Regions from separate parts of the Homo sapiens genome. Here region 2 is linked to region 1. A link is a contact called in ENCODE Hi-C or POLR2A ChIA-PET data. All regions are on one chromosome and are shown on one strand. Each heading gives the region's core, a stretch centred on a gene start or an enhancer-like site at or near the end of the contact. The rest is flanking DNA. Distances are from core to core; before and after follow the strand shown.

Region 1 (4,101 bases), core at 877-3,376:
TGGAAGAAGAATGAGGACTATTATGAAGGCAAAAGCATAAAAGGGGAAAAGATTAGCCTCCAGAGTAGGAAGATTGGGTTGTTGGAAGCCAGCACAAGTCTTCCCCTGAAAGAGTTAATTCGCCTCCAATGGGGGTAGGGACTGACCTGGGAGGGGCCTCAGCCTACATAGGACAGGCCTAAAGGCCCCATTGGGGCTGAAGGTGACACTGGGTCAGATCCCTAGGATTCTGCAACTTGAGGTGGGAGTGTCTATAAGCTGGAAACAAAAGTTTCAAAAAAAAAAAAAAAGCTCATTTTGTTTTCAATTCGTTTTATCTTGGCTCTATCTCAGGCACCACTGACTTCAGACCTTTCAAAGCTAAGGGTGGGGTAGGGTGGGGCTTAGTGATTTTTTTTCTTAAAGAGAGAGAACAGGGAATGTGCCTTGAACATGCACAATTTGCTTGAACATGATCATAGTCATTAATAAAAACATTGAGCAATATTTGCTTCTATGTCTTTGGAACTGGCATTTGCAAAGGTAGCATTGACAGATCAGAGAACAGAAAGGAATTCTGCGGTTACTCGTGGAGGAATTTGGACCTGTGAGATATTCATGATGTTAATTATTTATAATTTCAGTTGTTTTAGGCCAGGCTTTGAGCTTCAAGATAATGTGCTCAGAATTGGCAACAAAAATGGTCATTTTTTTGCTAGTAATTACTGGCTTTGAGCTTCAGCTATTTTAGAAGGACACAGAGAGATCTTTAGATCATGTATTCCTGACTTAAGCAAGGAAGGAAAGAAGGAAGGAAGGAAGGAAGGAAGCAAGGAAGGAAGGAAAGAAGGGAGGGAGGGAGGGAGAGAAAGGAAGGGAGGGAGGGGAGGAGGAGGAATAGGAAGAAGAAAAGAAAGGAAAGAAGGAAGGAAGGAAAAAGTAAGGCAGGGAGGCAGGCAGGAACAAAGAAAGAAAGGAAGAAAAGAAGTAAAAAAAATTTTTTTAAAGGACAACCCACAAAACCTCAGAATTTAACTAAGTTCCAGGCCTGAAATTTATTTTTTTGAACAATAGAGATGCACTATACTGTAAGAAAACACAACATGTAAAAATTCAAACTTGCCAAACTAAACAGAGAGAAGTTAAACATTTTACAGGAAAATTTGCTACTAGGACATGTTAAATAAAAGCGCCCTCAGTATCTTTAAACTAGAGATTGATGTACACTTTAACCTTTTAAAACCACGTAAAGTGAAGTCTCCCATGTAAATATCATTCTTAATGTGGAATATCCACACTTGAAAGTCACACATTGCTGGGGTTCAACCTCAGCTTCACCACTCATAGCATGTGACTGTGGCCAAGTTACTTCACCTCTCTGAGCCTCAGTTTCCCCATCTGTAAAATGAGGGCAGTGATAGCACCTGCCTGATTAGACTTAACTGAGTTGCTACACAGAAAGCCATGAGGAAGTCCTGCCACTCAGCAGGTGTTTCATGGCTCTTAGCTTCCTAAGCCTTCTCTTTCCTTCCTACTTCTGGGACCACGTGGTTCAGCCAGCATGGAACAAAAGAAAATTTGACCCACTTTGTAGCTTTAGATGCCTCAGCTTTATGCCAAGTAAGTTGTAACCTCAAACAAATGGGACCCAGAGAGCTTATGGCTGTTTCTGCCTTTCTCATATTTATTTATTTTTTAAACAAATACTTGTATAATGCTTACTATGTGATAGGCATATTCTAAGCACTTGGCAAATACCGACTCATCCAATCTTTTATAACAACCCTATGAAATATATAGTATTATTTATTATTCCCATCTTACATTTGAGGAAGCAGAAACACAGAGAGCTTAAGTAACTGGTCCAAGGACCATAACAGGTACCTGCACAGCCAAGAACTGAACCCAGACAATCTAGTCCATTCCCTCAGTAGGTCTCATGGGTGTATTATTTATTTGGAAGGCCTGCTGAAACCAAAGCAGCCAAATGAAATACCAGGGCCAGTTCTGCACAGACTAAAAAATAACAGCAGGGCCAGAAGTACTGAAGTTGCAAAACCCTCTGCTGATAAGCTTTCACTGCCAGAACCTCAGACCAGAGAGATCTAGATGAAGTTGACTGAATAAGCAAGCTGATTTCCAGTCCTTTGGCACACTGCCCTCTCTCCACTCCTACCACCTAAAAGGGTGCAGACTCCTCTCAGGTTTCTTCATTCTTCCTCACTCTCTTGGCTCAGTGAATGTGAAATTGCTGGCTGTTGCAGCCTAAGTGGGTGGAAGGGTGGCTGGAGGACGGAGAGCATTCAAGTAGTCAAAGAAAAAAAGAAATAACTTGTTTTAACATTTTAATAACTCTAATTTTTAAAATTATCAAAGCAATACCTTTTTTTTTCTTTTTTTTGACAAAGTCTCACTCTGTCACCCAAGTTGGAGTGCAGTGGCACGATCTCGGCTCACTGCAACCTCCACCTCCCGGGTTCAAGTGATTCTCCTGCCTCAGCCTCCCAGCAATACCTCTTTATAGCAGACATTGCAAAGTGGCTGACTCAGCCCCAATTCCTAACACACACATCCCCATCCCTCCTTCCACTTTCCAGCTGGGGATGGCCATGTGACACAAATCTGGCCAGTTAATGTTAAATCTGTGATGGCGTTCTCGTTTGTGTTTTCCTGAGACAGTCCTTCCTGTTCCTTTCCTCTCTCTTTGAATGAATGTGTGATAACTGGTGGGTACAATGACCACATGAAGGCCATGAAGGAAAAGCCATAAACATTTCAGACATTGGTCTTGGCATTGTTGAGCTGCTGAACCACTATTGTTTGAATTTTTGTTACTTACAGCCAAGGACAATCTTATCTTTACAAAGTTCATTATTTTAAAAAGTTAGAAAATACAGGAAAAATAATAACAATGGGGGAAAATAGCATCTGTAATCCTACCATCCAGAAATAACTAAAATCAATATTTCAACATATATTCCTTCAATTTTTCCTCTTTTTTATTGTTTTACAAAAATTTGGAGTAACGCTCCAGAAATAGTTTTGTAACTGATTATTTTACTTACCAATGTGCTATGGCCATTTTTCTATAACAATTATTCATCTACTTATCATTGCATGGATGTTCCAAGGTTTATCTAGCCATTCCCTATTGTCAAATATTTGTTATTTTCCATTTTTAACCATGGTAAACAGTAATAGTGTGAACATGTTTGTAGATGCATCTTTATCTGATTATTTCCTTAGGATAAATTCCTAAAATTGCTGTGAATTGCTGGATTAAAGGGAATGCACATTTTATAGGCTTTACGGACCTATAGATAAAATGCCGTTCATAAAGGTTTTACCAGATTTTCTGCATTCACTTATATTGTGTGCCTTTTTGTTACATCACTATCAACACTGGGATTTAAAAATGTCTGTCAGCTCAATACGCAATGTATAGATTAATTTAAACTAATTTAATAATTTATTGTTTGACATTGTATTAGTCCATTTTCACGCTGCTGATAAAGACATACCCAAGACTGGGCAATTTACAAAAGAAAGAGGTTTAATTGGACTTACAGTTCCACATGGCTGGGGAAGCCTTACAATCATGGTGGAAGGCAAGGAGGAGCTAGTCACATCTTACATGGATGGCAGCAAGCAAAAAAAGCTTGTGCAGGAAAACTCCCTCTTATAATAACTATCAGCTCTTGTGAGACTTACTATCAGGAGAACACCAGGGGAAAGACCTGCCCCCATGATTCAATTACCTCCCACTGGGCTCCTCCAACAACACATGAGAATTCAAGATGAGATTTGGGTGGGGATACAGCCAAACCATATCAGACATATTTCCATGACATCATTTCCCATTTTCAATTCTATGAATTACCTATTATGTACCAAACACTGGTCTAGGCAGTTTGCATATTCTTTTTTTAAAAATCTTCACAAACCATTATCTTTTATTTTGAGTGAGTAAACTATGGCTCACTCATAGTAAGGGGCTAAGTTACTTGTCTGAGATCACACAAACTGGTAAGTGATCAAACTAGGGTCCATAACTAGGTCTGCCTGACTCCAAAGTAGAAACTATAATAAAGGTTTTTGTTTGTTTGTTTGTTTTTAAAAAAG
Region 2 (4,405 bases), core at 1,098-3,597, 100 kb after region 1:
TTTTTTTTTTTGTAGAGATGTGTGTCTCACTGTGTTGCCCAGGCTAGTCTCGAACTCTTGGGCTCAAGTGATTCTCCTGCCTCAGCCTCCCAAATCCCTGGGATTACAGGCATGAGCCACCATGCCTGACCACAGTCTGAATCTCATAGAGGAAATATTTCTATCCAGAATAGGGCTTCTGGGACCTCTAACAACTTATGCAGCAAAATGTAGCCTCTCTAGACTGCAAGCCCACCCACACTAGTCAAAAAGTTAGCATCTGTCAGTTCTCTGCTGTCCATTCTGGGGAAGAATTATGCCACAGCAAATTCTTTTTTTAGTGTGCTCACCTTTTACATTATGAAAATGGTTCAAGTTAATATAAGAAAATTTAGAATAGTAGAGAGAAGAATAAAAGAAATCACCTATAGTCCCACTATCCAGATAACCACTTTTTTTTTTTTTTTTTTTTTTTAGAGAAGGAATTTCACCATGTTGCTGAGGCTGGTCTTGAACTCCTGAGCTCAGGCAATGTGCCTGCCTCAGCCTCTCAAAGTTCTAGGATTACAGGCGTGAGCCACTTAGCCTGGCCTCCACTACCCAGATAACTACTATTAAACTTTTTAATACAGGTTAAACATCCAAAATTCAAAAACCCAAAATGCAAATGCTCCAAAATCTGAAACTTTTGAAGCACTGATGTGACACTCAAAGGAAATTCTCATTCTGAGTTTTTTGGATTTTGGATTTTTCAGTGATGCTCAGCGGGTAAGTATAATGCAAATATTCCAAAATTTAAAAAAGAAAAAATCCAAACTCCAAAACAGTTCCAATCCAAGCATTTGGATAAGGATATTCAGTCTGTAATAGGGTCCTTTCTGATCTTTCTTCCACGTATATAAAGTTTTGGTTTATTGGTTTTGTTTGTTTTATACATTGCAGTAGCTAGCCAAAATATTCACTTAGCATGCTTCTTTATTTTTTCACTTAAAATCATAACACACGTGTCCCCCTATGTGGTTATGTAAGCTTCCTAAACATTGTCTTGAATGGCTGCATAAATTCCTAATCCTGCATCAGCTCCTCCCTGCAACCCCAGCCTTCCCAGTCCAGCTCCACCCAGAGTCAGCTGGTATGTGCTTAGAAAAGGCAAGCTCATTTTATCATAAAACAGCCCTGTCCGGTAAGGAAAATCTGCTGCCCCCAAACTCCTAATGCATTTCATTACCTTTGAATTATCAGTTTGGAATTATTCACATCACTGCCCTTAATTATCCACCTCACTGCCTTCTTCATTAGCATGGAGGGTGGATCCCTGGCTGGGCTGTATTCTCTTCAGAGCTTCAGTCACTTCTGATTAGTGAGTTGCTTAGAAAATGCCCTTAGCTCCAGCAGGCCACTGCCAGTTAGTGTCCTGCACCGGCAAAGTGTTTCATTTATATTCTGTCTCTGGGTCAGCGAGGATGCGATGGGTTAGTAGGGTGGGGGATGGGGGCAGTAAGGGACGGCCAGGCCTAGGGCTGCTCCCGCCCTTACCTTCCACCTCTCCTCCTTCTACTCTGTTCTCCTTTCCTCTCTTCCCTGCCCCCCGAGCTAGTTCCTGCTTATGCGTTCTCTCTCTCTCTCTATCTCTCTCTCTCTCTCTCTCTCTCTCTCTCTCCCAATCTCTGTCCTCTCTCTCTCTCCAGCTTTCCCCTCAGCAGAAGAAAATAGTTGGGCTCTGGAAGCTTAGAGTGTGAGACAAAAGCAACCTACAATCCTATAATACTTGTCATTCCTCCACCTCCCTGGCCCTCCTGCCACTCAAGATGGCCCTGAACAAAAGGCCCCAATCTGACCCCCAAGACAGGCCAAAGCGGATTCAAAGCAGGGATTTGAATCCATTTAAGCTAAGCAAACCCGATGACCACAAACTGGCCACACTCAATTTACTAACCTCTAAGTCAAGCAGAAACCTGAGTTTTCTTTTCCTTCTTTTTTTTAATAGGAGTCAAGTAAACTGGTTTCTCAGATGTATAGACAGTATTTCTAAAGGCTTGAAGCAGGACATAAACACAGCCTCCAAAGTAAAACACAACCGTAACAACACTCTGCTATCATTCAGCATGAGTTCCTGTCAAAAGCACTTCCTTTAGAAATGATACACCTTTGCAAACTCTCTACCACTTAAAAGGAATCCCTGGTAGATAGACATGTTTTATTTTCTTAAACATTAGCCTGTAAATGCTATTGCTGAGTGTTGCTTTCTAAAAGGCTGGCAATCTCATAACCGATTGGTTTGGTTCCCATCTATTGCTCAAAAATATGTACGTGAAATATCCTGTCCCAGGACCAGGGCTTGTTGCTTACCAGCTGGGACAGTCAGAGGCTGTTTGCTCCCCAGTCCCAAGGCGAACAGAGGCTCCTTGTCTGGAAGGAGCCAGCAGGAAGTGCCTGCTGCTCTAGTGTAAACGTGGACGTTCACTTAAGAAGTCAGGCTGTCTAGAGGATGAACGCTGATCAGACAGGATGGAATAATTAGGACAGAGAGCTCTGACAGTGACAAATAGGAAAGTTTGGGTCATATCTGAGCTGTAGGCTGCTTCTGGGGCCACCATTTGCCTAAAACTTCAGCAGGATTGTTTTAGGGAATTTAAAGAAGTGACTGATTTGTACAATAGAATATTTGATCTTCAGGAAAAATGTTCTCAACTTTTCTGAGTCACCACCTACTAATAGAAACTACTGAAAAACTGCTCAGTGGTCATTTCATAGACTAGCTTCCATTGATCCCACCAGCCAATGCACTTTTCCAATTGTCTCATTTATATATTTACATACTTGCTTATTCATTTTTGTAATGAGATATTTATTAAGTATGAACTACATGCTAGGCATCTTAAGTGGGAAACAACTTGGGAAGATGCCCACTGGTCCTGGCAGAGCCTTGGCATTCTCTTATCCTCTCTCTCTCTCTCCCTTTCTCTCTCTCACACATGCACACACACAAACACACACACACACTATATGTTCTATCACTTTATCAAGCGCTTACTAGGTAGCATGCATGCTGCCAAGTACTTTATATACATTATCCTTTTATATACATTATCTTTTTTAATCCTCATGGCAACAATATGCAGTAGAAATTGTTTTCCTAATTTTCCCGTTGAGAAAATTCAAGTTCCGAGAGGTTACATAGTTTGCCCAAGATTACACAACTCACAGGTGGCAAAGTTAGGATGCAAAACAAAGTCTGACTGATTCCAAAGTCTGTGCTTTTTGATCCACTGCATGATAATGGCCTCTCTGTGCTCAGCAAACACAGGGTTGACCCCAGCAGCCAAAGATCTGGCTTCCAGTAATCTCCCACATGCTCACAAGGTGCGCCTTGAAAAAGTGGACACAGGAGACAGTGGGAAAGGCCAAAGGTGTTGATACAAAACTTCTTCAGAAAAATCATATTTTCATGCCAGATCCTAGAAAGTTCAAACTGGAGGGGACCTTGAAATTTCTCTATGCTGAACAACCTCAGATTCACCAACAGAAGAATGGGCTACATCAAATGGTCTATTCATTTAATGGAACATTATGCAGAACAAACCAGAGCCACATGCATCAACATGAATTAACCTCAAAAACATGATAGGAAATTTTTAAAAGGTAAATTGAAGAACAATGTGAATAGTCATAACACTCATTTCAAGTGTAAAAACCAGTAAAATGATGCTATACATTGTTTGTAAACAGGTATAGATATAACATAAAATGTACATGGGAATGATAAACTCCAGAAATGATTAAAGGATAATGATTATTTCCAGGGGTGAAGGAAAGAGAATAAAGTTAGGGAGGGGGTTCAGAAGAGGCTTCAAAATTATCTTCAAACATATAAAGAAGCAATCATGGAAAAGTAATAGGATATATTAGAGTGAGTGGTAGGTACAAATAGAATTGTTATATTATTCACTATGATTTTTTCAGCTGGAAATATTTCATAATTTTTAAACTAGTTTTACAAGAAAAGAAACAGAGGTCCAGAGAGGTAAACTACTGGTCCAAGGTCACACAGCTAATGTTGGAGGTAGCATTAAAACACAGGCCTCCCATGTTCTCCGTGGCTTCTTCTCTGCTTTTCAGTACTTAGTGCACTCCCTGGGGTTCCTGATCAAGCTCCACAATTTAAGAATTGTGAAGCCACTGCGTGTCAAATGGACTGGCCTGCTCTCTTCTCCATGATTCATGTTTCTGGGCTCCCAGTTCTCAGTCCCCATGACCTAAGAACTACAGACATTTTAATACCTGGCGACCTTGAAACAGGAAGTTCAGAGAACCAAAAGCCACTAGCCAAATGGGTAGAAGGATCATGAACCACAATTCTAACAGTTTGGTTAGCTGCTTCCCTAGATATTATAAACATCATTAGACATTTCCAACTAGAATACAG

The links. A loop is a pair of places that touch in the nucleus more often than their neighbours do. ChIA-PET counts read pairs that join two places held with the same protein, here RNA polymerase II (POLR2A). Pooled maps may share reads with other maps.
Region 2: a loop to region 1 is called in a pooled map, with 2.1 times the contacts of the local background. The contact joins two enhancer-like sites. A Hi-C loop is called at or near these places in 1 of 168 maps with a recorded cell type or tissue (CD8-positive, alpha-beta T cell) and 1 of 50 pooled maps. POLR2A ChIA-PET finds 5 or more read pairs at or near these places in 2 of 52 experiments (CD8-positive, alpha-beta T cell and activated CD4-positive, alpha-beta T cell).

The regions. Positions count from the first base shown.
Region 1 is chr4:38,385,470-38,389,570 of GRCh38, forward strand. LINC02513 (long intergenic non-protein coding RNA 2513) reads left to right here. Exons shown (of 2, transcript NR_149123.1): 2 at 1-290. Among named protein-coding and RNA genes, the nearest start is that of LINC02513, 21 kb to the left of the region's middle. RefSeq lists an enhancer at 19-313. Within about 2 kb of position 2,127, at least 9 of the 41 ENCODE cell types and tissues checked have a DNase peak (open chromatin) inside an H3K27ac peak, as active enhancers do.
Region 2 is chr4:38,488,009-38,492,413 of GRCh38, forward strand. The region is part of intron 2 of LINC01258 (long intergenic non-protein coding RNA 1258); the gene reads right to left. Among named protein-coding and RNA genes, the nearest start is that of LINC01259, 20 kb to the right of the region's middle. Within about 2 kb of position 2,348, at least 9 of the 41 ENCODE cell types and tissues checked have a DNase peak (open chromatin) inside an H3K27ac peak, as active enhancers do.